Linked DNA regions of Mus musculus: all the other regions are linked to region 1. A link is a loop called in an ENCODE intact Hi-C map of the cell type or tissue named here. Cell type or tissue: heart. All regions are shown on one strand. Links, peaks and the distances in the headings refer to the core of each region. The heading gives the core; the rest is flanking DNA. Region 1 holds the start of Slc20a1 (solute carrier family 20, member 1). Region 2 holds the start of Zc3h6 (zinc finger CCCH type containing 6). Region 3 holds the start of Chchd5 (coiled-coil-helix-coiled-coil-helix domain containing 5).

Region 1 (10,255 bases), core at 1,278-9,277:
GGAGGCATGTGGTCCAGGTCCAGAGGTGGCAGGCCTGGCAGGGGCAGAGTGGGCACAAGTGTAGGAGGTTGACTTCACTGGCTCTGCTGATGTGCTCATGGTTGGTATTTAAAGTGCAAGGAAGGAGTCTGTGTTTTGTAAGGACACAGGTTAGTCAACCTTGTGGATGGAGATCCGCAGCAGGCTATTTGGTGAATGATGGAAATGCTATGGGAAGCCATGCTGAGCCCAAAGCTGCCTCTCTCCTCCTGGATATGACTGTGTGGATGATTCATGTCTTGCCACCCCCTCATTTTCTCAGGCTAAAACCATATGTCCTGGGGCGTGGGGACAACGAGCAGACTCCATTACACGGGTTCCAGCAATCCTCTCACCTCGGTTGAAGAGCTGAGAAAACAGAACATTGGAGAAAAAGGGGGTCTTAGTATAAGTCTCCTCAAGCAAGACCTCTGAGGTCTGATCACTGAAGAAGAAGTGATCTGAGAATGGTGTGTGGTCCTGAGGTTGGCTCAAAGGGGAGCCAGAACATTTGGACCACTTCAGGATGTCAAAGACCTGTGCTCCCTTCCCACTGTCTGGATCCTTGGCCACATCACACCCACGTGTGTGAAGACAAGCCAAAGGGAGCAACCACAGGATGAGTCGTCAGGAAGGAAGCACATGAAGTCTGGAGTGGGTGGGGGCCAACTCCTGTGGTGACAGTGACATGGACCACTACTTTCCCACTACTACTGGACCAACAAAGTGCAACTGTTCATGCTTCAGGATGCTGGCCTGAGATCCACCTCAACTCTGCTCTTCACATCAGAGATTGGGTGGCTGGGTATTTCAAAGCACTCTACCTGTGTTTCAGGTTCCAAGTTCCCTGGGATCTAAGGTGGAGTCACGTAGACACTGATGGTCTGGTTGTCTGGTCTGTGTGATGGGGCTTAGGGAGATGTGAATTTGTCTGGAGATGGAGAGGTGAACAGCATCCAAAACAGATGGAGAAGTGATGACATCAGGCTCCTTTCTTGAATTATTATTTTTCTTGATGGTATTTTAATTAATTTATTTATTTAGAACCAGGGGCTTGCTGTGTAGTCCAGACTGGCCTATAGAACTCATGATTTTCCTATTTCTGCGTCCCAAGTGAGTACTGGTGGTTCTGTCTGCCAGTCTGTCTCTGTGTGTGTCTGTGTCTGTGTCTGTGTCTAGGCCAGAGGGAGACATTAACTGGTTTCCTCTGTTGCCTTCTACCTTACTAGCTTGGGGAGGGTCTTTCATTTCATTGGAAGTTTGCTGTTTAGGTTAGGTTAGTTGACCATGGAACTCTAGGGATCCCTCTCTGTCCCCTGCTCCCTCAGTGATACTGTTATAGACACACGTGGTCCATGCCTAGTGTTTTACATGGGCGCTGGGGATTCAAACTCAGGTCCTCTGCTTTGTATAGCAAGTGCCCTTAGCCACTAAGCCATTGCCCCAGCCCCACAGCAAGTTTTCACCTTGCAAGACAGGTTTTCTTTTCCAGGAAGACTGAAAGAGAACAGGGTTTTCAGCAACTCCAAGGCAAGGTCAAGGCACAACTTTATTCTAGAGTGAGCATGCGCCACTGGTTTCCTGCCTCTTCTTACTCTAGGACCACTGGGGCCAATCTTGGAGATAGCTCTTTCCTGTTCCAATAAGGCTTGAGAAAGCTTGAAATACGGGCTGTAAATGAAAGAGCCTAGTAGAAGAGAGATAAATGCATCAAGTGGAAATAAGAGTTAGCAGCCAAATCTACCTGACTTGCCTCTGGGCTTCCTGGCATTCTGGGGATAAAGTACTTCATGCTCTGTGCCTTAGTTCCTATGTAAAATAAGATGAAAGTCCTTACAGTGTTTTACATGGCACATGTGCACAGGACAGGAAACAGAGCGAGCCCGGCACAAAGTAAGCATGCAGGCACACTGCAGGTTTTATAATTCTCCCACTTATCTGGGGAAAGACACATGTGGCCAGGCCTGATGGTTTACATGGGGAAAGGGAAAGGACTGTAAAGCTAGTTCTTCCTGAAGGAGTACCTTCTCTTCCAGAGATGTTCTCTTCCTCTGTTCCCTTCATGTCCTCTGGGTAGCCTTGGCAACTGCCCTTGCCTCTGGCTGCACAGTGAGTGTTCCCATGTCCCCTTGGGTTTCCTCTCTTCCCAACAGTCTTTTTCCAGGATGTACATTCATGTGTACTGAATGGTAGCTGCAGATGCATTTCCTTGACTATTAAGTCTCCCTGAGCTCAGAATAACCACGTGTGGTATTGTTTCCTTTTTGTTTGCAATTCTGTAGCCTTGGAAGGTCTTGGTGCACACAGCCTAGCTTTGTGTACTGCTGTGCCAGACAGGCTGTTTTGCTCTGCCCTCTGGAGGTCAAAGTAGGTGGGGTGGGGGTGGGGGTCCCAGACTCATGGCTTTGTGACAGTGACTAACTTATAAAGATACTGTGGGCAGGGTGTTGAAGTTTGGCTTAGCAATAGAGTGCTTGCCTAGCTATGGAAGTCCTGGGTTCTATCCCAGGTACTGCAAATAAGTAAATGTGGTTAAGAGCTCATACTGTTCTTAGAGGACCTGAGTTTGATTCCTAGCACCTATATTGGGCAGCTCACAACTGCCTGTGACTTCAGTTCTAAGAGTATTCGGTGCCTCTAGACACCACAGGCATTCAAGAGCACATATCCACCCACATATACATATTTAAAGATAAAAAGAAATATTAAAAAAAAAAAAACGGACACTCACACTCCATGTATCTCATTGTTGCCACTACCCCTCTGGCAGCAGCCGATTTGCTTGGTCACTCTTCTGCAGCAAGAAGTTTAAAACAACTTGGTCTTGGTGGCTGGAGAAAGGAAGGCGGTGTGGGGGCTCTGCTCTCAGCTAGTTGTTGAATAAAGAAAACCAGTGTTTGGATATGCTAGTACCCTTAGGGGAGCCTTACACGGCCTGATCATTTACTCCTTCCAACAGCCCTGTGAAACGGGGACTCTCCATCTTTTCTCTTTAGAGCTGAGGTAACCAGGTGGAGGATGGTATTTGTACTGTGTCAAGAGACTAGAGAACTACAGAGCAAGCAGTCTGGCTTCAAATTATTTCTAACTACTTATTAATAGGCTCCCTAAGACCCGAGAGCACATTTGTACCACAGCCTCCGTTTTAACGTGGATTAGTCTTCTCAGGCTCTCTGACTCCTTTCCCTAGCTTTAAGAGTACTGGAACCAGTGCCGTTTTGTGTAGTAGTTAGGGTTCCTCACAGTTCCATTCTTCTGCTGTAATAAAATCCTCTGTCAGGAAGCAACTTGGGGAAGCAAGGCTTTGTCTTAGCTTACAATTAATTCCAGGTTCCAACCATTACTGTTGGAAAGGCCAAGTTGACAGATGCTTAGAACTAGTCACACTGGATTCACGCAAATGCATGCATGCTTAGTGCTAGGTTAGCTTTCTCCAGTTCCTAACATTTACTTTTATTTGATGTGTATGCCTGTTATATCTGTGCGCCATGTGCATACCTAGTACATGCAGAGGTCAAAAGAGGGTGTTAGATCCCCTGGAACTGGAGTTATAGACAACTGCGAGCCATCATGTGGGTGCTGGGAATCAACCCGGGGCCTCTGTAAGAACAAGTACACCTGAGCCATCTCTTCAGCCCCTTACTCTTGTATAGTCCAGGGACCCAAAACCAGGCATGCTGGCTAATTTTATGTCAATTTGACACAGTGCAGAATCATCTGAGAGGAGGGAACCCCAACTGAGAAAATAAATTTTTTAAAGATTTATTTATTTATTTTATGTACAGGAGTACACTTCGCTGTCTTCAGACACACCAGAAGAGGGCATCGGGTCCCATTACAGATGGTTGTGAGCCACTATGTGTTTGCTGGGAATTGAACTCAGCACCTCTGGAAGAGCAGTCAGTGCTCTTAACCGCTGAGCCATCTCTGTAGGCCAAAAAGAATTTTCTTAATTAGGGATTGATGGGGGAGGGCCCAGCCCATTGTGTGTGGAGACATCACTGGGCTGGTGGTCTGGGTTCTATAAGACAACTGGCTGAGTAAGCCAGTAAACAGCAGACCTCCATGACCTCTGCATCAGCTCCTGCTTCCAGGTTCCTGTCCTTGTTTGAGTTCCTCTCCTGACTTCCTTAAATGATGAAAAACAACATGGAAGTATAAGCCAAATAAGGCCTTTCCTCCCCAGCTTCCTTTTTGGTCATGGTGTTTCACCATAGCAAAGAAACCCTAACTATGATACCAGGAAAAGGTGCCACATACTTTCAGACTTCAGCGTTCCACACTGAGACAGTCCACTACAGACCTGCTCACAGGCCGACCTATCTAGACAAGCCTTCACCAAGACTCTCTTCCTAGGTGATTCTAGAGTGGGTCAAGTTGAATATTAAAACTGGTAACCAAGTATAGAAGTGCATGAATTTAATCCCAGCACTTGGGAGGCAGAGGCAGGGGGATCTCTGTGATTTCGAGGCTAGCCTGATTTACACAGTAAGTTCCCGGACAACCAGACAGCTACACAGTGACACCCTATCTCAAAAAACAAAAACAAAAACAAAAGACAAACAAAAAACAAGACAATCTAAAACCATCTGACCAACCATCACATCCCCCCTCCTTGATTTCAAGACAGTAAGGACTCTCTAGAGACAGAGAAATCTGTCTCTGCCTGAAAATACATGGATACTAAAGTAGCATAAAGCCAAGTCTCAAAATACTATACTCTCCCTGAACCACAGTGATGCCTTCACATCTGGCAAACCTGGCTCTGGATTCTGCTCTTGTACCTGGATGGGCCTTATTCACCATGGCTGCTCACCTTGGTTGTCTCAATTTCAAGAGGCAAAAGCATGGTCATCAACAGACTGAAGCAAAGCACATCCAAACAGTGGGCAAAGTCATGAGCAATTTCCTCACAAATAATTACTTCAAAAATTGTTTTAATTGGCAGGACACTAACAACCTTTTAACAAACCAGTCCTTTTATTCAATGTTTTATGACCTTGGAAAGAAGTAAGGGCAAAGAGTGTTGCATTTGAAGATGCCAGAATTACACACTGGGGTCAGTGTCCTGGAACATGAAGGTTGTTTTCCAGCCATGACCTTGAGGTCAATAGACCTGTATAACCTATACGAGATTCTGAGTCTACCAAATTATAGGTCACAGGACACTCCTGTGAAGTTATAATTTACAACATGTTTGTTTCTGCTATTCGTTGCCCTACCTTTGGAGAGCAGAGAGCGTTTTAGAGCGTTCTAAACCGGGTATTTCTGGCTGGAATTCTTAAGTTTCTTTATAACCCACATAACTTAAATCTCCCAAGGAGTGGTGACTAGTTAGTTCTGAGCTTAGGCAATAAAACGAACTAATCCATTGTCAGAACTACAACCTTATACCATGTAGGGGACCAGGAAGCAATCTTTATTTCAAAAGGGGATGGGAAAACTTTCAGGATGAGGACATCCTCTGTAACCTTTTCCTATATTCTAAAACAGGCACATTCAAAAAAAAAAGTAACGAGGAAATGAAGGTTCATTTCCTGAACATCTATTGAGTTCCAGTCACATGCTTATATCTTAGCTAATATGATTCTCCTTACTGGGTAAGAACTTGTAACCAGAATACCTGAATTAGTACTGCCTGTCGCCACTAGCCCCGATGAGCTGACAGGAAATGCATCTTTGTTGTGCTTTACACACAATTCCAACCCGTCCTCCAGTCTCTCTCACTCTGCTATTATTTCTCGTTCCAGAGCACTCGGCTTGAGGAGACCTAGGGTTTGTTCAAGGTGACACACTGCAGCAAATATGAGTTAAGAATTCGAATCCAAAGTAACATCCTCCCCGCTGCGCCATAGCCGGGGCTCCTAAAACGGAGGTCCGGCGCCGGGAAACTAATGACCCATGGCTCTCCCTCAGCGCAGTGCCACAGCTGGGAACGCAAGCCTATCCTCGTGACTCCCGAATCTTTCCGTTTTCACACAAGTGCGTGACTGCGGGAGCGAGGTGGCCACGTGAGATCCCTCCACCCTCTCCGGGCGAGGTACAGATCGGGTCCGGCCAAGGGCAAGTCTCAGCACACCCGCTCTTCCGCGTCGCCACCGAGCTGACCCGGGCCCGCGTGGGAGAAACTCGGAACGACCTTGGTGGCGGCCTCAGTCCCCGCGTGTCTGGGCGAGACTCCCCCACAGTCCCCGCCCGCAGCCACCCGGCGTGGCCAGCGCAGACAGGATAACCCGGGCGAGGCTGCAGGGAGGCGGCCAGCCAGTCCCACGTGGACCAGCTCCTCGTTGGGGGCGGGGCCCCGGGGACGTCCAGGCCAATCAGCGCCGCTGCCCAGCTCACCCGGCTAGGCGCGCCCGACCAGCCTGTGGTTGCGTCACATCGGAGGCGGGACCTCGGGCGGGCGCGAGGCTCGGCAGGTCACGTGGGGCGCAGAACCGGCTATAAATAGGAGCCGGCGGCATGCTCTCTATATGATGGCCGCCGGCGCGCGTTGCGTGTTTTCACCTCTCGCCTGCTGAGGCGCCCGCGGCTGCTTCACGAGTGGGTAGAGAGTCCCTCCGTGCTGTGCCCGGTGTTGCCGTCCTGGGTTGTGCGACCGTGGCTCGAGCCTGCCTCAGTCTCGTTCTTCTGGTCTCTCTGTTCGGCCCTCAGTTTCCTTTGGTGAGTGGCGGCGCGGCACCGGTGGTGCAAAGGTCCTTTCTTCTCTGGAGTGGGCTCGGGTGTGGGGAGCTGGCTGGCGGGGGTGGGATGCAGGCTGCAGGACCCCGCTACGCTGCTGTCCTCCTCCCGCCTCCCCACGCACGCCGCGCCCTTCCGCGGGCCTTTTCGGCGGTCCTCGGCAGGCGCGCGCGGGAATGGTCTTTTTTCCGATCATCCACGGAGGGCGCGCGCGGGCAAGCGGCCGGAGACTGAACAGAACTCGTGGGGCGGGGCGGGGCGGGACGGGGTGGGGGGTGGGGGAGCACAGAGATCGCCCTGTGCCCCACCTTGCACAGCGTTTGGGGGACTGAAGACATAAGTGACGGGCGGGGGGGGGGGGGACTATGCGGAGTCCCAGGCTGCCCTCTTCCCAGAGATGCGCCGCTATTGTTATTTTCTTCCACTTCGTCCCCCCAGGATGAACTTGCGTCCTTTCTCTAATCCGCCATGGAATTCTGCTCCGTGCTTTTAGCCCTCCAGAGCCAAAGAAACCCCAGACAACAGACGCCCAGACGCAGCAGCGTATAGCAGTAACTCCCCAGCTCGGTTTCCGTGCCGTAGTTTACAGTATTTAATTTTATATAATATATACTATTTATTATAGCATTTTGATACCTCATTCCGTTTACACATCTCAAAAGCCGCTTAGTAATTCTCTTATTATTTAAAGAACCACTACACTAGAGAATGGAATCTACTGTGGCAACGATTACTAGTACCCTAGCTGCTGTTACTGCTTCCGCTCCACCGAAGTATGACAATCTATGGATGCTCATCCTGGGCTTCATCATTGCATTTGTCTTGGCATTCTCCGTGGGAGCCAATGATGTAGCAAATTCGTTCGGTACAGCTGTAGGCTCAGGTGTAGTGACCCTGAAGCAAGCCTGCATCTTAGCTAGCATCTTCGAAACTGTGGGCTCCGCCTTGCTGGGGGCCAAAGTGAGCGAAACCATCCGGAACGGCTTGATAGATGTGGAGCTGTACAACGAAACTCAAGATCTGCTCATGGCTGGCTCCGTCAGTGCTATGTTTGGTAAGTTGTAGTTATACCTTATGTTCGCTCCAGTCTTGAACCTTCTCTCCGCAAGGACGCACTGCTTATGTAACAGTTTTGCCATCTACCTGACAAAATCTGATTAATTCTGTTTCAGGTTCTGCTGTGTGGCAGCTCGTGGCTTCGTTTTTGAAGCTTCCGATTTCTGGGACCCATTGTATTGTCGGTGCAACCATTGGTTTCTCCCTTGTGGCAAATGGGCAGAAGGGTGTCAAGTGGTCTGAACTGATAAAAATTGGTATGTTGAATTTTAAATGGTTTTATTTTCGTTGTGTGCTGCTGTGTGTCGTGGAGTGGGAGTGAAGTGGAGGGGCAAGTTGAAGAGTATCAGAAATGGAGCACCTACCATTTCGGGGTCTTGTTAACAAAAACGTACTTTCCAGACCTGACACTTCATTTTGTATTCTATTCCAGTGATGTCGTGGTTCGTCTCTCCGCTGCTTTCTGGTATTATGTCTGGAATTTTATTCTTCCTTGTTCGTGCGTTCATCCTCCGTAAGGTAACCTTTCTACTTGCGACCTTTCATGAGTCACATTCAGTCTTGTTCAAACTCACTGGTATTCTTCTCAGATGTGACTGGTATGTAAGTATGTGGCTTTGAAAAGCTAAAAAGTTCTTTGTTCTGTATACCTCCTGTATGTTGTGGAGTTCTGTGAAAGAAGCAAGTTTTTAATGCCCCAGAGGGCATTCAGGAAGGAAAAACTTGAGTAGTTCTATGGTCTGCCAAGAAATAAAGAGACTGGGAGTGAAAACTAAGAACATTGTTTAAGGTGGCTCTGTCTGTCTAGGTCACTACATTCAGGACAAGTGGAATTGTAACCTTTTAGTTCAACAGGTCACAGAATCCTTTTTAAATTCCTCTCCCATGTTGATTGTCAAGTACATAGAAGTTTCTAGAGGAGGCTTTCTACTTGTAGGGACTCCACTTTCTCAGTAAGAAGAGTAGGGATGAGTTGTTGGGGGGGGGGTTGTTTTGTTTTCTTTTTGCTTTAAAAAAACAGGAAGCCATTGAGTTTCCTGACTACTTGAAAACCCCTTTTGAGAGACTTAGTGCAATTTCTTTTATCATGGAGACTGAGCCTGGCTCCACACAAAAAAAAAAAAAGTCGACAACAAGGGATTTTGTTGACTCTGGGCTGAATTACAGTAAGAATAAATGAATTTTTCTCAGGAGACAGAGTTGTCCTATTTTCTAGGGTGAGTGGCTCTTAACAGTCCTTTGTTAAGCTCTTTTAAAATTCCCCTAAACAGCAGAAATCTGAGTGAGGGGAGATAGGTACCTTATCTTAATGGAAGGTGTGTGTTTAGACTCCCTGCTTCTTGATCTAGTTCTCGGAGTCTCTGGGGAATGACTTCTCTCAATAGAAGTCCTTCCCTGACTCCTTCCTGATCCTATACTTACCATTAGGTGTCTGGCAGAATGTGTTTCACGTGTGGAGCATTATAAATATCTCTAGCTTGGCACAGTGTGACTGAGTAAATAGTTCATTGATGTGCAACCTCTAGATATGGTATTCTTTCATCTAGCAAGCAGGTATGCTATGAGTTCCCCTGACCCTCCCCCCCCCCTTATCTGTAGCATAGGGTAATCTGATTCTCCAGGATTCAGGAATCATAGTTTTTAGTGTTGCTGTTAGAGCTGTGCATCTCTTGACATACCAGAAAACCAGAATAACTAATAGGATGCTATTTGGTTTCATGGTTTTTAAAGGTTTATTCTGACCCCTTTGATTATTGGGAAATCGATCATTCTGATTCTGGAGAGCCTCTGCAAACTGTTTAGTGGTCATTCCTGCAAGGGGGAACAGAGATGCAAAGGGGGGTTCTCAGTGCCCAGAACCTCTGATTGACATATGCCAAGTATCTTTACTCTCACTGTGTTATTGGAATATCAAGTTGTGTATGTTTAATAATTATTCTGTACAGTCTCAAGTAGCCCAGGCTGGCCTTGAACTTCTGATCCTCCTGCATTCACATCCCAAGTTCTTGAATTACTGATGTGTGCTCCCACTCCCAGCTTAAAGAGTATGGGTGGGACAGGCATGGTCAAGAGTCATGGATGATATTTAATACAGTGCTGACTTGGAGGCTCTTCCCCTCTGTCTCTCACTTGCTCACTAATCCCTCAGTAACAGATGAGGGATCCTTTCCTGTCTCCATGTAACTGAGTGAGAGGTTCACATCCTTTCTAACTAAAGCTTTAACTTCTTTGTCTCATTCCTTCCTATATTGAGCCCAGAATAGTTCCTGCAAGTCTGTTGACTTGACAGAAAGACCTAGTGCATATTTGGTTTTCATCTTTATCACTATATATAAAAGATAAAGAGTTTACATGATGAGAAAAGCATTTAATAAAATCCCTAGCCTAGCTATGAAGACCTGGGAGGAGGCTGGAAGGGAGAGACCTTTCCTATTTTACCATTTTCCTTGACTCTTACGAAGTTATGATGTGGTTTGTTTTGGTTTTAAACCACTAAGTC
Region 2 (10,255 bases), core at 1,499-9,498, 230 kb before region 1:
AGAATTGAAGACCCAGAAATGAACCCACACACCTATGGTCACTTGATCTTCGACAAGGGAGCTAAAACCATCCAGTGGAAGAAAGACAGCATTTTCAACAATTGGTGCTGGCACAACTGGTTGTTATCGTGTAGAAGAATGCGAATCGATCCATACTTATCTCCTTGTACTAAGGTCAAATCTAAGTGGATCAAGGAACTTCACATAAAACCAGAGACACTGAAACTTATAGAGGAGAAAGTGGGGAAAAGCCTTGAAGATATGGGCACAGGGGAAAAATTCCTGAACAATGGCTTGTGCTGTAAGATCGAGAATTGACAAATGGGACCTAATGAAACTCCAAAGTTTCTGCAAGGCAAAAGACACCGTCAATAAGACAAAAAGACCACCAACAGATTGGGAAAGGATCTTTACCTATCCTAAATCAGATAGGGGACTAATATCCAACATATATAAAGAACTCAAGAAGGTGGACTTCAGAAAATCAAATAACCCCATTAAAAAATGGGGCTCAGAACTGAACAAAGAATTCTCACCTGAGGAATACCGAATGGCAGAGAAGCACCTGAAAAAATGTTCAACATCCTTAATCATCAGGGAAATGCAAATCAAAACAACCCTGAGATTCCACCTCACACCAATCAGAATGGCTAAGATCAAAAATTCAGGTGACAGCAGATGCTGGCGTGGATGTGGAGAAAGAGGAACACTCCTCCATTGTTGGTGGGAGTGCAGGCTTGTACAACCACTCTGGAAATCAGTCTGGCGGTTCCTCAGAAAACTGGACATAGTACTACCGGAGGATCCAGCAATACCTCTCCTGGGCATATATCCAGAAGATGCCCCAACTGGTAAGAAGGACACATGCTCCACTATGTTCATAGCAGCCTTATTTATAATAGCCAGAAGCTGGAAAGAACCTAGATGCCCCTCAACAGAGGAATGGATACAGAAAATGTGGTACATCTACACAATGGAGTACTACTCAGCTATTAAAAAGAATGAATTTATGAAATTCCTAGCCAAATGGATGGACCTGGAGGGCATCATCCTGAGTGAGGTAACACATTCACAAAGAAACTCACACAATATGTATTCACTGATAAGTGGATATTAGCCCCAAACCTAGGATACCCAAGATATAAGATATAATTTGCTAAACACATGAAACTCAAGAAGAATGAAGACTGAAGTGTGGACACTATGCCCCTCCTTAGATTTGGGAACAAAACACCCATGGAAGGAGTTACAGAGACAAAGTTTGGAGCTGAGATGAAAGGATGGACCATGTAGAGACTGCCATATCCAGGGATCCACCCCATAATCAGCATCCAAACTCTGACACCATTGCATACACTAGCAAGATTTTATTGAAAGGACCCAGATGTAGCTGTCTCTTGTGAGACTATGCCGGGGCCTAGCAAACACAGAAGTGGATGCTCACAGTCAGCTAATGGATGGATCATAGGGCTCCCAATGGAGGAGCTAGAGAAAGTAGCCAAGGAGCTAAAGGGATCTGCAACCCTATAGGTGGAACAACATTATGAACTAACCAGTACCCCAGAGCTCTTGACTCTAGCTGCATATATATCAAAAGATGGCCTAGTCGGCCATCACTGGAAAGAGAGGTCCATTGGACTTGCAAACTTTATATGCCCCAGTACAGGGGAACACCAGGGCCAAAAAGGGGGAGTGGGTGGGCAGGGGAGTGGGGGTGGGTGGATATGGGGGACTTTTGGTATAGCATTGGAAAGGTAAATGAGTTAAATACCTAATAAAAAATGGAAAAAAAATAAAAAAAATGTTTTTGTGAGTCAAGGACTTCTTGTATTCTTCAGGATGCTCCTGAATGCCTGAGCTTCAAGGACCTTTCTGCCTCAGCCTCCTGAACAGTTGGTACTGCAGGACAGCAGCAAGATGGCCCAGCCTATGGTTTCGTGTCTTTACCCAGCATCGCAGATCTTGACAGACGCTTTTCTGCTGTAAGTTCAGCTATCTTCAGGTTCTAATGACTCCATCCTGCAGTCTCTACAGGCTGCTCAGATACATCCCGTTGAAAGGTGCCTTTACCATTCTCCCACTTCATATATTCCAACACACTGTTGCCAATAGCTTCAAAAGCTAAACTCACCACAACCATACCTTTGAATATGCTTTAGGGTACAATCTAAATAGTACACAAAAGGAAAAGAGAAAATACTTAGCATCTCAAGAGATGAAAGAACAAACTAGGTACAGAATTCATAGTAAATTACTGGAAGAAAACATGTTTCTCTAAAGAGAAAACTTTGTCATCCCGTAGAAACCTGGGAAACAGGACAGGACCATCCTCCTGGACTGTGTCTATTAATGTCGCACTGGGTGCCCTAGTTCAAGGATCTCTGGGACCACCATAGCCAGGAGAGTGATGATCCAAGATAGGCGAGAAGGTAGTTCAGCTCCACATGACTAAGTAGCCAGTGTCCAAGCCTTGAGAGTCTAAGCCCAGGGAGTTTATTTTAGGCATATTTAAGCACACCAGAATTTGGTGAAAACTTTACTGGTGATAATTAATTCAATCCCATGTGTACAATAAAGCTTAAATCATGACTACACTGAACTCTTTGTAAAGTACATATGATATCTTCCATAAAGTTAGGTTCTATAGATTGACTATATGTGACATCTTCCATAAATACACTTTCTATAGATTGACAAGCCTATGGTAAGGTCTTGGGAGAGGAGAATCTGGTATGATCTTGGCCATACAGTTAGCTCAAAGGTAACCAGACTGACTGACTATTAACCTCATCTAATTCCAGCTTTTTGGGCAGATAACAGGTTATGCACCCTTCCCTTTTAAGGGACAACCCTGTGTGTTTAACATTCCTGCTTTCCCTAGTGCTTATCTGAGAGCTCAAAGACCTCTGTGGTTCCCACACACTAGTACTGGAAATCTCAGTGAGTGTAGAATGAGAACCTAGAATCCAAGGATTAGACTGGGAAAACAAACAAACACCCCAAACCCTTGTGTTGGGAGTTTAGCTCTTGTTAGAGCATGGGTTGAATATGTGTAGGATTCTGGAAATGTTTCCTATTCCAAACTATAAGTTAAAACAGTGTATTATTATAGCTTGTTACACAGCAATGAAAGCAGAAGTATCCGATTGTGAGGAGTCTATCAAAGGTGTAAGGTATCTATAGGGAAAGTCATAAAGTTCTATTACGATATCAGTTCCGGGGCTGCTGAGAACCCGAGTGCTGCCTGCCACCAAGCTCTGAATGTCTTGAGGTCAATCACCCAGAAGGGTGGCTGCCTCTGCCTGGGTGAGAAAATGGCGGGAGGAGAGAATGGCCTCCTGCAAGCTGTCCTTGTACTTCCACACAGCTGCCCCAACATACACAGAACGAGTGGCTATTATATACTCAGAATATTAAATATAAAAGAGTGCAACTCTCAGTTTTAAGTACAGGGATGGCTTTAAAAAATATCAATGAGCTCTGGTCACAGAATTTAGTAATCTCAGAGGTGAATTAAATTCTAAAGTCTACAAGCGATTTCTTTTAAAGAGGAAAGGGCTGAGCAGATTCCAGGTTATCTTCTATTTTGAGGTCAACAGAGGGTAACAAATGGCGAGGAAATACTCTTTGCGGATGATGGAAATGTTGTAGGTCTGAAAGGAAAGGTATCCTCGCAGTTGGGAGGCACAAAGTCACACAGTACAACAAACCTCACACAAGGGATTTATTGGGAGAGAAAACCGCAGGACTGCTGCCTCTGCTCAGGTGAGAAAACAGCCCCTGACTGAGCTGAAGGCAGGCCTTCCATAGGATTTCTTAGGGGGCGGAGCTGTCCAGTTTTCCAGGCTGAGGACTGTTGGGATTTCAAGTCCAGAGTTTGGTATTTTCAGGGATTGGTGAATTTTTCTGCTCAGGGATTTGTTGGTTTTCATGCTCAGGAACTGGTTTCTGTGACAAGCCAGGGACTAATGAGACTTCCTTTTCAGGGGGTGGCGGGATTTTTTTTTTTTTTCTTGTAGGGCACTTTCTTGGCCACTTTCATAGCTCAGGTTGCGAATGAATGACTGCAGTAGCCCTTAGAAGATGACCTTTAGGGCTGTTAGGGAAGTCTGGGTGCGGGGCCTGACTGCTTTGTGTTCAGCCAGCTGAGAGCTGTGGCTTTCCTGCCTTGAGGGTTTATAAAGTATATAAAGTTTACAAATAGAGTACACCACAGGGAATCCTTTCCTTGTGGCTTGAGTTGGCCTAGATAGCCAACAATTGGACCTTCCAAGTGTGTCAGTATGTTAATTTTGTCTGGAGGCAACATTTCAAAAGTTGTTTTTCTGAGTAAGCTAATGCCCAGAATTTATTTTGGTGTGCGTTTAAACTTCCAAACGAATTTGAAAACAGCAATACTCAAATGTGTACCAGTTCAAAGATTTTCTTTTTATTAAAAAAAAAAATCAAATTCAAATCCTAAATCATTATTTTAATGTCTAAGCAGAAAATGCAGTTGTGAAGAGCAGCTGTTACACCTCAAAAGCCTTTCACTGTTCCTAGTAAAACGATTAAATGAAGAGGCTTTACATTTTAGTTCCAAAAACTAATAATATTGCTTCTCTAGTTAAAACAGATGTGCCTTTTGAAAGTTTCCTATAATGGGCCGTGAAGATCTGTCAGGGTTCAAGTCTTGTCAATAGCTGCATTCAACTAAATAACTTTTTTTCTCTTTTCACATTTATCTAATCGCAATTGCTCTTTGAATGCACGTTATTTACACATCAAAGACAAAAGACGTCGTGTATTTAGAAATATTGGACATTTAAGCTTATCATTTTAATAAAAAAAATTAACTTTCCTTCAGAACTAAGTATACATTACTCATCATTTCAAGACTATTTCTGAAGGATATGGAAATACGTCTGAAGGCCATGGACATACGAAGAAATGAAGTCTTGTTCTTATGAAATACTCGAATGAATTCCACATCTAAACCGCTAACAGACACAAGATCATGTTTTAATTACCTCAATAGCTATTTTTAATCGTCAAGTAAGGACTGGGTGAATTTAGTATCAGAAAAAGTTGCATGGCAGGCAGTCTTCCTTACACTACGGAGACATAACAGCTACAAGTTTAAGGGCTTAAGGATGATTCCGAGTTCTTTCGGCAACAAAGAAAGCTTTTCTTTCTTTCTTTCTTTTTAACAAAGAAAACCGCCAGTCCTGGGTTCCTTTCTTTGTCGCGCAGTTAACGGTGGCGGGGTGGAGGGGGACAGTGTGATGAGTCCGGAACTCCAAAGCCTTAGACGACGAGTCTCGCAGGAACATCGAGAAATGGGCACAGAGGACCTGGTGGACACAGCAGGCCTGGCGGGGTGACCTGCCCCGCCCGATATAACTCCACGCGCCACCGAACCGCATCCCTGGCCTCACACCCATCAGATTGCTGCCTCCGCTGCCGCAGCGAGCGTATTAAAGGCCCGCCCCTGGAAGTGATTGACGGGCAGTTTCCTCCAATGGCTAGTGCGCTCGGCACCGGCGGGCTGGGAGAGGGCCGCGGCTCGCGGAGGAATTCCACTTGCCCTTTAGTCCCGGGCAAGGTGTTGCGGCCGGCGCCATTTTCTGAGCCGCCTGTTTCGGGTGCCGCCATGTTGGTGAGGAGAAATCACCGTTACGGCCACTGTCCAAATCCCCGCGTCGCTGCACGCCGCCCGCCGGCTCCCACGCCTCAGCCTCCGGCGGCGAATACAGACTAGAGCGGCAGCGCCGGCAGCGCGGGGCCGTTGCCCAGTCTTTGCAGTTAGAGCCCCATCTCTCTGGCGTTGGTTGTTAATAGACTGGAAAGTCTGTGTCTGTGTCGCTCACTAGTAACCGTGAGTTTTTACCACTTCGTCACCTGTCGGCGGCGGCCGGGGACAGGGTTGCCCGCAGGCGGCGCAGGGGTCCTCCCCGCGCCCCGCTGCCGCCGCCACCGCCGCCGCCGGCCTCCAGACCTGCCCTCCAGCCCCGCCCCGTTCTTGACCAAACATGACAGACTCTGAACATGCAGGGCACGACAGGTCGGGAACCCTTCTTGTCTGTCTTTCTGTCGGATGAGAGGAGGGGTCGGGGCGGCGGGAGCGGGCCGGGGCCGGGCGCCTCCTGCATGACTTAGACGTCTCTGTGTGGCTCCATCGGTTCCGTGACGCGCACCTTCGTCCACCGCCGCTGCCTGCCGGCCGCCGCGGGGGAGGCCGAAGCGGCCGCGCCCGCCTCCCGGAGCCGGGGTCGCCGTCGCTCTCGCCGCCCCGCCCCCGCCGGGCACGTGCGAGCCCCCCGCCCCTGGCCCGGCTCAGTCGTCGGCGCCACGCGGGCGGCGGCGCGGCTGCGGCCGCTGCCCGCCAGGCCAGTGACCGGCGTTGGCAGCCCCGTTGGAACCGGCCCCAAAAGCTCAGTAGTAGGCCTAGTGGATGTTTGCCTCCGACCCGAGTCTACCTCTGAAAATAAACATGTTTAGTTTTTTTTTTTTTTTTTTTTTTTTTTTTTTTGGAGGGGGTTGGGGAGTCTCTTTCCCTCCCATCCCCCACTCCCAGGCCATGTGTCTGCCGCAGTCCTATAACCTCCAGGAAAGTGAAATGGCAGTTTTTCATATTAAATACGTTAACACAAGTAGACTGCAGAGTTTTAGCTTTACCTGATTTCCTAGGTGCTAAATAAATATTTGACTATTTAGCTGAGATTCTCATTTTCCAGTTTTAGTTTTGTTGTGCTCTGAGAGGCACATTCTTAGCACCATTCAAAGGTTTGGTGGCATTTACAGAATATACTCTTGACATTGATAAACAAATTTTTAAAGGTGTCAGAGGAGGACTTTTATTAAAACTCCTGGTGCCAAATCTCATTCAGCTGATTCCTACTTAGAATATTGACTTGAAAGTGGACATCCTCACATTGCTTTGTGAATAGTCTCAGATACATTGTGTTCTAGTGTGGCCCATAAGACTTAAGAATTCCTGATAAATATCATATGCTTTTGATAAAGCATTACACTCACCTTCCTTCCCTAAATACAAAGGAAGCAAAACAAAACAACAACAACAAAAACCAACAAAAATCATTGAAATTTTAAATGCCAAAATATATGGCAACCTTGAAAGGGATTTAAAAAAATCCTAAGAACTTCACTAATGTAATGATAATTCTCTAGAAAGACATCAATGAAGCATGTAGCAAGGTTTAGATAGTAAAAAGTGCTCTTACATAAGTGCAGAAGCTTGCACTGGACATTTTTAATGATTTTTTAAAAAAGATGATACCTTTGTAGTTTCAGTGCTGTCAAATGGACCTAAGGACTCTTGTGTGATAGGCAAGTACTCTAACACTTGGCTACACTCATAGCCCAATATTGCCCTATTAAAAAAAGTTTAAAAGTGAAGGTCCTAGAATTAACTAATAATGTTGAGAAGTCTATTGATAAGCCAGTGACTTGATGTACTTAAAATTCATTAATATGAAAGGAAATCTCATGTTAGTGGATAGTGTAACTTGAATATGTAGAAATATGTATTTTACATAATAAAACGTGTCACCAAGTTTAGAAATCAAAATAATGCTTCTACAGAACAATGACACCATGGTTTTCTCTTACCCCCATCCCTTTTGAGAGGTGGTCTCCTTAGCCTTAGCTGGCCTAGAACTTGATATGTAGACCAGTCTGTCTTAGAACTCAAAAAGATCAGCCTGTCTATGCCTACAGAGTGCTGGATTAAAGGTGTGCACTGCCATGCCTGGCTGCTATCAGACTTTGAAAAGAGTTTGAGGTCCAGTGTGGTAATACATACCTGTAATCCAACACTCAGGCTGAGACAAGAAGGTGGCATGTTCATGGCAGCCTGCCCTACACAACAAACCCTGGGTTTTTTAGAAAGTAGAATTTGAAGTTTTAAAATACTGACTTAGAAGTTAAAATGAAACTTTAGTTTAAAGGATATAGATTAGTAGGAGGAGCAAATGATAAGTAGCAATAGTTTTGTTTTAAATTAGACCCAAAAGTATCTCAACTCAGTTTTAATTTAGCCAGTGTTAGGTGGTGTTGTGAATCATAAATATAGATATAGATGTATATATAAAACCTCTGACGTGGAAAGAACTACATCAAGAAACTGCACTATCTGTATGTGGTGAGTTATATGTATAATTCCAACACTCTGGAGGCAAAGGAGAATTGCTATTTGAGCCTAGGCTAAAGGAAAGAAGGAAGAAATCCCACAGAGCAGGGGGTCTACAGAAATGGCCCTTTCCAGGACTGTAACCAGTTAGCTTTGTGAACTTGAGTTTCTTAGTGGATAACAGAAGTGTTTAAACCTTACCAAAGCAGTGGTTTTCAGTCTGGACAGGGGTGCTTAAGGGCAGGGCAGTTCCACTGATGTGACTGGGGCCCATAAATTTTAGAAATTTCCCATGTAGTTATGAGCTGTTAGGTAAATGTTTCTCAGTCTTATCTAATCAGACCTGTTTGATACAAAATGAAGAACAGCTCATAGAAATCTGTAGGTAGGTTTGTGACTACCTGTATTTTTATAGGTTTCTAGTTGATTCTAAAGAAACTTGGGAGAAAATAATCTATGGATTCCTCAAGCAGTCCATGTTTCTACATTATAACTTTTATACTGTAATACATGTTTATACGAATTATATGTGAAAAGTATATAAAATTTTGCATAGTCTAGGTATTTTTACAAAGATTATTTTCAAGCACTTTTAAAAACTAAAATATGCATTCAGGAAAATAGTGAAATCTCATATTTATAACTGCTTTGACTTTATACAAATTAAAATAGAATGTACAAAAGGGAGAAGTTCTAAATGTAAATGAAATTCATAAAATATGTTGCTGCTTTAAAATTATTTTCTTGTACATGTTTTATATGGTGAGTGCTTTGTGTTTGTTTACTATAATATATATATGTAATATATATATGAAAAATCACCTTTTGAAACTATCTATTTGAGAGTCGGTGTTGTCAGTGCACACCTATATCCCAGCGCTCTGGACACCGAAAGGAGGAGTGCTGGAATGAGTATAAGGCCAACCTGAGCTATGTAGTAAGACCCTGTCTCCAAACAGCCAATATCTGGGGGATCCCAAAACAAACAAACACAACTATCTAGTCGGTGTGCTTTCCTTTAATATTTTTATGCCTGGAGCAAGAAGTATTTTTATAAGGTACTATAAATATAATAATACCCATAAACTTGTAGATAGGTAGAATGTTAGATTCTTGTGCGTAAGTCTGGAGCCTAGTTTCTAAACATAAATAAAGCAGAAAGAATTGAGAAAGTTAAAGGTATAATCTCCCTTTCACTCAGTTCTCTTTCATTCACTTCTCTTTTTTGTTAAAGATTTATTTTATTTATATGAGTACACTGTAGCTATCTTCAGACACAACAGAAAAGGGTATCAGATCCCATTACAGATGGTTGTGAGCCACCATGTGGTTGCTGGGAGTTGAACTCAGCACCTCTGGAAGAGCAAGCAGTCAGTGCTCTTAACCGCTGAGCCATCTCTCCAGTCCTTCATTTACTTCTTTCAGCCTAACTTCACCCATCTAACTTTATCCTTCATCTGGATGTTAACCCAAACAAGTTTGATATGATGCTTGATATCAAACCTATGGCCTCATGCCATTAGACAAGAGCTCTCTCTACCTTTGAGCTGTAATCCCAATCCTGCAAGCAATTGCTGAAGGTTAAATACTAGTTCCTGCCTCAGACACTTCTACAGCAGAATGGAAAGATAACGAAACCCTAGTAACTATTAGAGTTTTCTAAAATATGTTAATGGTAAAAAGTTACTCAGGGTCTGCACAGGAGGAAAAGATTTTAATATGAACCTAGTATAAGACTTTAGAGCTCATTTATTACTTGATAAGACATATGAATATTTTCCTTGAGTTGGAGGTTATTCTTTGTTCTTCATGAACAATTTCATCTTTTACTTCCCTCCCTTTTAGCTTATTTCCTCTTAAGCAGTAACAAGACTCCAGCAGGCCAGAAGGGTAGTAATTTAACAAGTTTCCTAATCTCCTAGTGGGTTGAAAACTTGACCAGAGACTGCACCAGAGTTTGGCCAAGTACCATCAGAGGTGTGTGTGGAGAAAGCACAGGGAAATGAAGTGACACAGTAGGTTCAGACACAGGGAAGGTGTTAATGCATAGACACTGGGATCTATTTGGAAAAATGAGGAAGAGTTTTGAATAAATTTAGGGCCAAACCCATCCCTAATGGGATA
Region 3 (10,255 bases), core at 1,188-9,187, 65 kb before region 1:
ACACAAATCCCTTTTTGACCATGGCTAGCCATAATCAAGAGCAAGAACTCCAGGTTTGCCAGGAGTGTCTTAGTACCAAGGTCTGTGCAGCTGAAAACAGTGCAGACTTTGGAGGAAGACAACATTTCTTCAAGGTTCAAACGTCTCAAAACAATTTCTTAACCTCTGCTTATTAACCTAGACATAGCTTTGCTGAAACAGTTCACTCAAACCAGACACAAAGGTTTCCTATAAATTTCACTACACAGATTCATCATCTCCAAAGTTTCCTTGTGCACCTTTGAGTGGTGTGTGTGTGTGCGTGCGTGTGCGTGCGTGCGTGCGTGCGTGCGTGCGTGCGCGCGCATGTGGTGGGATCATGCAGCACCCGTCCTGTGTGATGGGCATCTTTCATGTAGCATGACCTCGTCTACGCTCAGCCGTGTTTTTGAACATGGTGGGACTTCCTCCTCCTTTAAGGCTGAATGTATCTGATTATTGAGTAACTATGTTCCTTTGCCTTTTTGCTAACCTCTGTATGCGTTTCTCCGTGCTTGTTAGGGTTCTGTGTGTGCTTGTGTATAACATCTTACACAGCCGTACTGCTCCCTGTGAATGGGTGTTTGAATTTTTTTCATAAGGAGAACACCTTGAATTGGTTGATCCTTCCCCTGTGTTAACAGCTCAACTTTAGACCCGCACAACCTATTCTCTGTCTCTTCACAATATCGTAGCTGGGGATAGTGTGCAGATCTAGTGTCCAAGTATTTGTGTTCTAAGGGTCTTGTTGCCCGTGAACTAGTCACCTCCCTGCTCCAGCCTCCCGAGTGTGAGAATTAGCATCATATCCCACAATACCTCGCTAAATTTTTTAAAATTAACTTTTGATCTTAAATTGTAGATTCTTGACTAAAAAAATCTATGTGACATTAAGACAACCTGGGCGCTTACTCAGACTTGGCAGTTTTATGTGCTCTTATGTATAGTTAGTTGCATGGACTGTTATCCTCTGGGTAGATTGCTGTTACACACAGGACATTATTACAAGCTTGTCCTGTTGTGTCTTCTCTCATTATCTCTAACCCTTCAACATATTCTCAATAATTTCAAGAAATACATGTAAATAGAATCATGGCATATTCTGAAATGGACTTTTTCTTTTTTACTTAACAGTTTACTTTAAATTTGTGGAAGTTGTATGTGTGAGTTCATGCCTTTGCATTGCTGTATAGTACTCCACAGTATGGGTGACCTACTTTTGCCATCCACTTTGAAGGACATTTTGATTCCAGTTTGGGGCACTAAGAGAGAAAGCTTCTCTGGAAGGCCACATGCATGCTTGTGTGTAGATATAAACTTCTTGTATCTGGGACAAACGTTCAAGAAGCAATTATTGCGTCATAAGATAGTTACCTGATTTCATAAGAAATAGGGGAGGGAGTGAAGGAATGGCTGACTAAAGTGCTTGCTATGCAAGCAGGAAGACCTGAGTTGTGGATCTCCAACACCTGCATAAAAACCTGCAGAAAAGGCATGGTAGGGCAGACTTGGAATCCCAGTGTTGGGATGAGGAGACAGCTCCTGGATGTTCACTGGTGGGTTTTAAGGTTCAGTGACACCCTGTCTCCAAAAAGCTTCAGGTGTCAAGCAATAGAGGAAGCCACCTGCCGCCAGCCTCTGCCTGCACACATGTACATCACACACATGTCCCTAGTTTCCTTTTCCTGCTCCCTCTTAGCGGCTACTGACATTTACAGCGTGCCTGTCCTGGTGTTTTCTCTCAGACCAATAACATTGCCCTTGATTGTCCTAAATGAGTACCTTTTAAAGTTCTTTCATTAATGAGCTCCCCAGAAGGGAACCCCAGTAACAGAAGCACTCTTGAGACCTGCATTTCTCAGATCCGCTTCACTTCAAACCTTAGGGTTATCTAGTTCTCTCCATTCCATTCTTAATGACTCTTTTGACAGCAACCAGACAAAAGGAAACTAGAAGTGTGGAGTGTCAAGTTTCCCAAAAATGAAAGTGTCACTGTATATTATGAAGGCCAAAGCAGTCGTTCTCATTTTACAACTGCGTGCTAAGGTAATCACCTTACCGCTCATTTTCTCTAGCTTAGGCCTCTCCATATGAGGAATATTTAGCCTTACAGGGAAATGAACTTCCAGGTCTAGCCCTATAATCTGAAGGCAAATGTGGAGAGGGTGCAAACACCACCTAAGGAAATTACAAAGAAAATAATTTGTGCACGATTGCAAGGAGCAAGCAATAAAACCCACTCTCATCCTGCCTTTACCACCTATGGCAGGAAAAGGACATGTCTGAGTGAATAATCGGATGGGAAGCCCAATGTGGCGTTTAAGATCATTCCTTTCCGTCAAGTTGGAACTAAAGTCAGGAGGAGAATACGCAGTGGCGGAAAGCCACTGGTAGCTCAGCCTGAGAGGGCAATCCCCGTGTTCCTAAACTAGCAGCGGCGGGCACAGCTGCCGCCTCAGCCGCAGCGTGTGCCGAGCCATAGTCACGCGGGCCGGTGGCCTCAACTCCAGCCGGGAAAGTGGCAGCGCGAGCGGCTGTAGATCTGACCTACAGGGAACCAGCTCTGGTGCTCTGTGCCTGGCTGCTCGATCACGGCCGAAGTCCTGCTTCCGGTGATCACTAAACGCGACCACCACAAGCCGGAAGTAAATAAACTAAAATAGCTGACGGACCGGAAGTAGTTACAGGGGCCTCCTCCCGGATAGGCAGTGAGGCGGAAAGCAAAGCAGGACACAGCCATGAAGGTTGGACCAATGTGGGATGAGTGGCAGGGACGCTCGACGACCGGAAGAGTGAGGCCAGGAGGTCTGGGTTGGGCGCCGCCATAACAACCTGATACCGGAAAAGGCGGGTCTCTTCTCCCTGACTGATCGGCGCTTGAATTCGCCTGGAGATGTGAGTTACAACTCCCTATAACTCTAGATCATGCTTGTCAGACTGCACGGTCCCCAACGGGAAATGACTGAATTCAAGACTCCAGGCCTGCTTCACAATAGCCAGACTTTTTGTCTTAGGACTTCCACGATCTCCCGGGAAATCCCACCTTGTTCCACAACGCGCAGGGATCGGCGCTTATTTCTGCCCCTCGTTGGTTGTCCCTATCACAGGATCTTTACACCCCCCACCCCCAATCCAGACTAGTCCAATCACAGATCAAAATCAGAACTCTTTCTTGCCTTCTCTTGAGATTATCTTCAGTTTACCCTGTCCCACAGGCAGGCAGCCCTGGAAGTCACTGCTCGATACTGCAGCCGAGAGCTGGATCAGTATGGCCAATGTGTGGCAGCCAAGCCAGAGTCGTGGCATCGAGATTGTCACCACCTTAAGATGAGCATTGCTCGCTGCACGTCCTCCCAGTGAGTGTACAACTGGGGGCTAGAGGGTGCCAGGCAGTAGGGTTTGAATGCTTCAGGGTCTAAAATGCCCTACCCCCCACAGCCCGATCATCCGCCAGATCCGCCAGGCCTGTGCTGAGCCCTTTGAAGCCTTTGAGAAGTGTCTTCGCTTGAATGAGGCAGCAGTGGGCAACTGTGCTGAACACATGCGCCGCTTCCTGCAGTGTGCAGAGCAGGTGCAGCCACCAAGTTCACCCACAACTGGAGAGGTAAAGGAGGCTAACTTGATCGTAGCTTTTTCCTTTCACAACTCCCTTCATTTTCTAGTTTAAATACCTTCCAGAACCAGTCCCAGCCCCATTCCCATACATGGCCTTGGCTATGCATCCAAGAATCTAAAAACCATGGTTCTCTGTCCCCGAGTGGACATGCCTCTGCTTGTCACCACCTTTCACACTCCCCTCTGCCAGGGCACCTGCCCCAGCCTTTCCCCGGCTTGCCAGACCCTCTGTGTTCCATATAATGACCTGGATTCTAGTAATGATAATCCCTTGCTTAAAACTCTCTGGTGGCCACCAATTCACACTGGAACAAAGTCCCTGATTCTTACTGGATCCTGTGTTCTTCCTTTCCTCAGCCACTGTGTCCCCTTCACTACTTTCCAGCTGTGCTGGTAGGGGTGAGGGGGTGAGGTGGAGGGGTGCACAGAAAAGGATCTTGCTAATGTATACAATACATAAATACATATACAATATGTCTGAAATACTAAACTGTTATTGATGTAGCCATTAGGAAAAAGTCTTTAAAATGTTCTGGATTTGGCAGAAATGGAGGAAAGCGTGAGAAACCCTCCCTCCCTTGCTGCTCTTGCTGGATCTCTCCAAGGGAAAGTTCACACCTTCGACCGCCCTCATCTGAGCACCTCTGGGCTCTCTGTCCCTGCAGCTCTGCCTTTTCTTTCTCGCCTTCTTTTGGGCTAGTGTGTTGGCTCATCTTGTCCTTTCCAGTCCTTATGTGATGGTCTCAGAATGGACTCAGAGGACATCTTAGCATGTTGGCTTCTGCATAGAAAGCTCTTTGTGGTTTCTGTTCTACCAGACCAGCTCTCACCCCAGTGCAGCCTGCATCCCGGGTGACCTGGTCCCACCTCTCCACTCTCCACCTCAAACTCCATACTCCATCCTCAGTGGACAAATGTACGGGTGCTCAGGAGCATAGCTGCTTTGCTTATCCATCTCCTGTCTAATTCTTATTCTGTGTACAGGATATGTCTCCCCAAAAGCTTCCTCTGTCCCCCCATTCCTGCTCCCTGGCTCTTAAGCTCTATCAGCTCCCTGCATCCCGGGCCACACCCTATCATTTCCCTTAGATCTCATGCTTCAGGAGAGTTCTTGGCTAGAGGTTAACCTCTTATTATATCTGATATTCATTGACTTTTTGTTTGGTTTAGTTTGGTTTGGTTTGGTTTGGTTTTGTATAGAACAGGGGTAGACGAAAGATTTAGGTTATGGGAGCAGAAACTGCCCAGAAGGACTTTTAATTCTCCACAGGAAATGCTCAGGGATGGTTGCATATTGTTTATACTAATTACTTAGCCATCTCATAGGAACATTTATTTCTTTCAAGTGTCTTTGGCATCTGGACATTAAAGCTCTTATATTCCTTTGTTTTTAACTTTAGTTTTTTATTTTTCATTTTATGTGTATCAGTGTTTTTCCTGCACGTATGTGGACTGTGTGTGTGTGTGTGTGTGTGTGTGTGTGTGTGTGTGTGTGATGTCCATGGAGGTCAGGAGGGGGCTTCAGATCCCTGAGAGTCCCCTGGGGTTAGAGTTTCTGTGGGTGGTTGTGAGCCACCATCCGGGTGCTGGGAACTGAACCCAGGTTCTCTGCAGAAGGAGCGAGTGCTGAGCAATCTCTTGGGCCCCTCTTCCTTCAAGGTTGTCTTCCTAGGCAAGAAGCTGTTCTCTTCTCCGTCTCCTGCGACCCCACAGTTCCTCTTCCCTGCAACTGAAATTGCTTTTGAAAATGGAAATTAGGGCAGGGAGGTGGCTTGGCAAGTAAAGACATTTGCTGCCGAGTTTGATAACCTGAGTTCTATCACCGACTCCTGCAAGGTTGCCCTCTGCTGGGCATGCACATCTCCACGCAAGCATCCCCATCATAAATTAGTAAATGTAAGAGTTAAAAACAGAATGGAAAGTAGGGTCTCCTGTCTCCTCTCCTGCTCCAGGCTCTCTAGGGCACCGGGAAGGGCAAACACCAATTTCTCCACCGTCCTGTTTCTTCATGCCTATGACATCACAATGCTGGCTTTTCCTTCTAATTGGGGACAATGAGATGTAGGCCTCCTCTGTTTTCTGATCTTCACATGAAAATGCCCTCAGCTACCATGTGACATGAAAGCCTTCATGGACGAGCTCGTGGTTCTGTTGCTGACAGTCTGGAAGCTCCCTGTTCCCGCACAGACTAACGCTCTTTGCCTTGGTGCATAGGATTTCCTACCAGCTGACTAGTTAGTTGTCTTCTTTGCATGTCTCTCCCTCCTCTTTTGAAAGGAAGTTCTCTAGAGTGAGAGATGTTTACCCACTGGGTCCCCTGCACCTGTAACAATGCTGGCACAAGCCTGATTCCTAGCACTTGGAGGCTGAACTAGGAAGATTGCCTGAGTTCCATTAAGTGAGTTATAGATCAGCCTGGGGTACTGGTGAGTTCTAAACTACCCTGGGCTAGAGTTAAGAACCCTGTCTCTTGTCCTCCAAAAAACAAAAAACAAAACAAAACAAACAAACAAAAAAAAAAAAAAACAAGAACAGTACCTTCCAGCTCCATGTTTCAATTATCCTGGTCAAATTGTTCTCATGGCAAGTGGCCAAGGCCACCACTTGGCACCTTTTCCCTCCAGACACCCGCTGTGTTACCTCATTTCCCCGTCAGAGGTCTCAAGGCCAGTAACTGCGGATATGTTTTCTCCACAGGCACAGCCCCTGCCTGCCTCCTGACAACCCCTTGGACTTTGAGAAAACCGACATGATTGACCGTCCCACTTGATGTCCTCGCCTAGAAGAGTGACAAGAGTTTTGGAGTCTTGAGGGCCCTGCTGTGTGTCTGGCGCTCCTGGACATCAGGACACTAAATAAATAAAGACTGAGTACTGGGCTCTGATTCCAGCCTTCAGTATTGAAAGGGAGAAGAGCGATGAGAGAAAGCTTACTCATCCATCCCCCGGCTTTCCTTGGTCTGCCAAGTGAGCGCTCAGGAGGGGCCTGGGTGCTCTTGTTCTAGGCTCAGGAGTAGGATGACTCAGCCAGCCCTCCCTGGCCCTGCTGTCTGTGTGTTGGAGGTAGGCTTCCCTCCCACTCGTAGTCAACCAGATAAATGTGTAAGTCTAGGCAGTCCTGAAGCTCACTACGTAGACCTCGATGGATTCAGATTCAACAGCCGTCTCCTGAGTGCCAGGGCTCTAGGTGTGAACCACAATGCCCAGCTTTCCACACACATGCCAGTGGGCTATGCCCCGCCTACCATTAGTGCCCACAGCCTACATTCACTACACCGTAACACTGTTCTCTTGAGACGTGGCAGAGGAGCAATAAATAGCACATTTCTTCCACTGCTGAATTAGAACCAGTTGAGCAGTAGACATGGACTTTGGGCAGTGGACATAAAAATACTGATCTTATTGAAAACAGCAGTGCGGAGACAGAAGCAGGGATCAAAAGGTCAAGGTCGTCCTTTGCTGCATGGTTTGAGGCCAGACTGGGCCACCTGAGGCCCCTTCTCGTTAAATAAACATTAAAAATTGAAAGCCGGAAAGCTATGGCTTGGAGACCTCCTCCTTCTCTAGGTTTGTGTGTTGTCTTGATTCGAAGGGAAGCCATGTCTCAGAACGAGGCACTGTTGGTACAGTCTCAGTCAGAATCCAGAAACAGTGGTAGGGAGTGGGGAAGGGAGTCAAGAAGACAGCCAATAAAGAATGCATTACATACCAGGTACCAAAGTTGAATCAGGATCAAGTTGACCTTCTAAACAGTCCCATATCCCCTAAAGAAATAGAAGCAGTTATAAATAGTCTCCCAGCCAAAAAAAGCCCAGGACCAGACGGGTTTAGTGCAGAGTTCTATCAGACCTTCAAAGAAGATCTAATTCCAGTTCTGCACAAACTTTTTCACAAGATAGAAGTAGAAAGTACTCTACCCAACTCATTTTATGAAGCCACTATTACTCTGATACCTAAACCACAGAAAGATCCAACAAAGATAGAGAACTTCAGACCAATTTCTCTTATGAATATCGATGCAAAAATCCTCAATAAAATTCTCGCTAACCGAATCCAAGAACACATTAAAGCAATCATCCATCCTGACCAAGTAGGTTTTATTCCAGGAATGCAGGGATGGTTTAATATACGAAAATCCATCAATGTAATCCACTATATAAACAAACTCAAAGACAAAAACCACATGATCATCTCGTTGGATGCAGAAAAAGCATTTGACAAGATCCAACACCCATTCATGATAAAAGTTCTGGAAAGATCAGGAATTCAAGGCCCATACCTAAACATAATAAAAGCAATCTACAGCAAACCAGTAGCCAACATCAAAGTAAATGGAGAGAAGCTGGAAGCAATCCCACTAAAATCAGGGACTAGACAAGGCTGCCCACTTTCTCCCTACCTTTTCAACATAGTACTTGAAGTATTAGCCAGAGCAATTCGACAACAAAAGGAGATCAAGGGGATACAAATTGGAAAGGAGGAAGTCAAAATATCACTTTTTGCAGATGATATGATAGTATATATAAGTGACCCTAAAAATTCCACCAGAGAACTCCTAAACCTGATAAACAGCTTCGGTGAAGTAGCTGGATATAAAATTAACTCAAACAAGTCAATGGCCTTTCTCTACACAAAGAATAAACAGGCTGAGAAAGAAATTAGGGAAACAACACCCTTCTCAATAGTCACAAATAATATAAAATATCTCGGCGTGACTCTAACTAAGGAAGTGAAAGATCTGTATGATAAAAACTTCAAGTCTCTGAAGAAAGAAATTAAAGAAGATCTCAGAAGATGGAAAGATCTCCCATGCTCATGGATTGGCAGGATCAATATTGTAAAAATGGCTATCTTGCCAAAAGCAATCTACAGATTCAATGCAATCCCCATCAAAATTCCAACTCAATTCTTCAACGAATTAGAAGGAGCAATTTGCAAATTCATCTGGAATAACAAAAAACCTAGGATAGCAAAAACTCTTCTCAAGGATAAAAGAACCTCTGGTGGAATCACCATGCCGGACCTAAAGCTTTACTACAGAGCAATTGTGGTAAAAACTGCATGGTACTGGTATAGAGACAGACAAGTAGACCAATGGAATAGAATTGAAGACCCAGAAATGAACCCACACACCTATGGTCACTTGATCTTCGACAAGGGAGCTAAAACCATCCAGTGGAAGAAAGACAGCATTTTCAACAAATGGTGCTGGCACAACTGGTTGTTATCATGTAGAAGAATGCGAATCGATCCATACTTATCTCCTTGTACTAAGGTCAAATCTAAATGGATCAAAGAACTTCACATAAAACCAGAGACACTGAAACTTATAGAGGAGAAAGTGGGGAAAAGCCTTGAAGATATGGGCACAGGGGAAAAATTCCTGAACAGAACAGCAATGGCTTGTGCTGTAAGATCGAGAATTGACAAATGGGACCTAATGAAACTCCAAAGTTTCTGCAAGGCAAAAGACACCGTCAATAAGACAAAGAGACCACCAACAGATTGGGAAAGGATCTTTACCTATCCTAAATCAGATAGGGGACTAATATCCAACATATATAAAGAACTCAAGAAGGTGGACTTCAGAAAATCAAACAACCCCATTAAAAAATGGGGCTCAGAACTGAACAAAGAATTCTCACCTGAGGAATACCGAATGGCAGAGAAGCACCTGAAAAAATGTTCAACATCCTTAATCATCAGGGAAATGCAAATCAAAACAACCCTAAGATTCCACCTCACACCAGTCAGAATGTCTAAGATCAAAAATTCAGGTGACAGCAGATGCTGGCGAGGATGTGGAGAAAGAGGAACACTCCTCCATTGTTGGTGGGATTGCAGGCTTGTACAACCACTCTGGAAATCCGTCTGGCGGTTCCTCAGAAAATTGGACATAGTACTACCGGAGGATCCAGCAATACCTCTCCTGGGCATATATCCAGAAGATGCCCCAACTGGTAAGAAGGACACATGCTCCACTATGTTCATAGCAGCCTTATTTATAATAGCCAGAAGCTGGAAAGAACCCAGATGCCCCTCAACAGAGGAATGGATACAGAAAATGTGGTACATCTACACAATGGAGTACTACTCAGCTATTAAAAAGAATGAATTTATGAAATTCCTAGCCAAATGGATGGACCTGGAGGGCATCATCCTGAGTGAGGTAACACATTCACAAAGGAACTCACACAATATGTACTCACTGATAAGTGGATATTAGCCCAAAACCTAGGATACCCAAGATATAAGTTACAATTTCCTAAAGACATGAAACTCAAGAAAAATGAAGACTGAAGTGTGGACACTATGCCCCTCCTTAGAAGTGGGAACAAATCACCCTTGGAAGGAGTTACAGAGACAAAGTTTGGAGCTGAGATTAAAGGGTGGACCATGTAGAGACTGCCTTATCCAGGGATCCACCCCATAATCAGCATCCAAACGCTGACACCATTGCATACACTAGCAAGATTTTATCGAAAGGACCCAGATGTAGCTGTCTCTTGTGAGACTATGCCGGGGCCTAGCAAACACAGAAGTGGATGCCCACAGTCAGCTAATGGATGGATCACAGGGCTCCCAATGGAGGAGCTAGAGAAAGTACCCAAGGAGCTAAAGGG

Evidence for each region. A loop is a pair of places that touch in the nucleus more often than their neighbours do. Peaks named below come from ENCODE experiments on the same cell type or tissue, not always from the same donor. Only the 100,000 strongest peaks of a DNase experiment are listed, where the experiment ranks them.
Region 2: it touches region 1 in a loop (2.7-fold over the local background); 2 of 42 quality-filtered maps call a loop at or near these places.
Region 3: a loop joins it to region 1, with 4 times the contacts of the local background. A loop is called at or near these places in 18 of 42 quality-filtered maps.

The regions. Positions count from the first base shown.
Region 1 is chr2:129,192,312-129,202,566 of GRCm38, forward strand. Slc20a1 (solute carrier family 20, member 1) reads left to right here and starts at 6,462. Exons shown (of 11, transcript NM_015747.2): 1 at 6,462-6,681; 2 at 7,138-7,753; 3 at 7,872-8,012; 4 at 8,189-8,274. The coding sequence starts at 7,408. It overlaps Gm39932 (a long non-coding RNA gene), which reads left to right. Exons shown (of 2, transcript XR_866734.2): 2 at 302-1,003. In heart, for the core only: CTCF peaks have their summits at 5,664, 6,859 and 7,110; a DNase peak (open chromatin) is centred at 6,400; H3K4me3 peaks cover 3,436 bases; H3K27ac peaks cover 3,459 bases.
Region 2 is chr2:128,961,794-128,972,048 of GRCm38, forward strand. Zc3h6 (zinc finger CCCH type containing 6) reads left to right here and starts at 5,609. Exons shown (of 12, transcript NM_178404.3): 1 at 5,609-6,043. The coding sequence starts at 6,012. In heart, for the core only: no CTCF peak of the experiment used is centred there; DNase peaks (open chromatin) are centred at 5,488 and 6,078; H3K4me3 peaks cover 2,614 bases; H3K27ac peaks cover 3,694 bases.
Region 3 is chr2:129,126,945-129,137,199 of GRCm38, forward strand. Chchd5 (coiled-coil-helix-coiled-coil-helix domain containing 5) reads left to right here and starts at 2,756. Exons shown (of 4, transcript NM_025395.3): 1 at 2,756-2,913; 2 at 3,234-3,374; 3 at 3,457-3,622; 4 at 6,331-7,168. The coding sequence starts at 2,912. The coding sequence ends at 6,354. It also overlaps a transcript of Polr1b not described here. In heart, for the core only: a CTCF peak has its summit at 5,470 (motif pointing left); DNase peaks (open chromatin) are centred at 2,767 and 3,397; H3K4me3 peaks cover 2,252 bases; H3K27ac peaks cover 1,939 bases.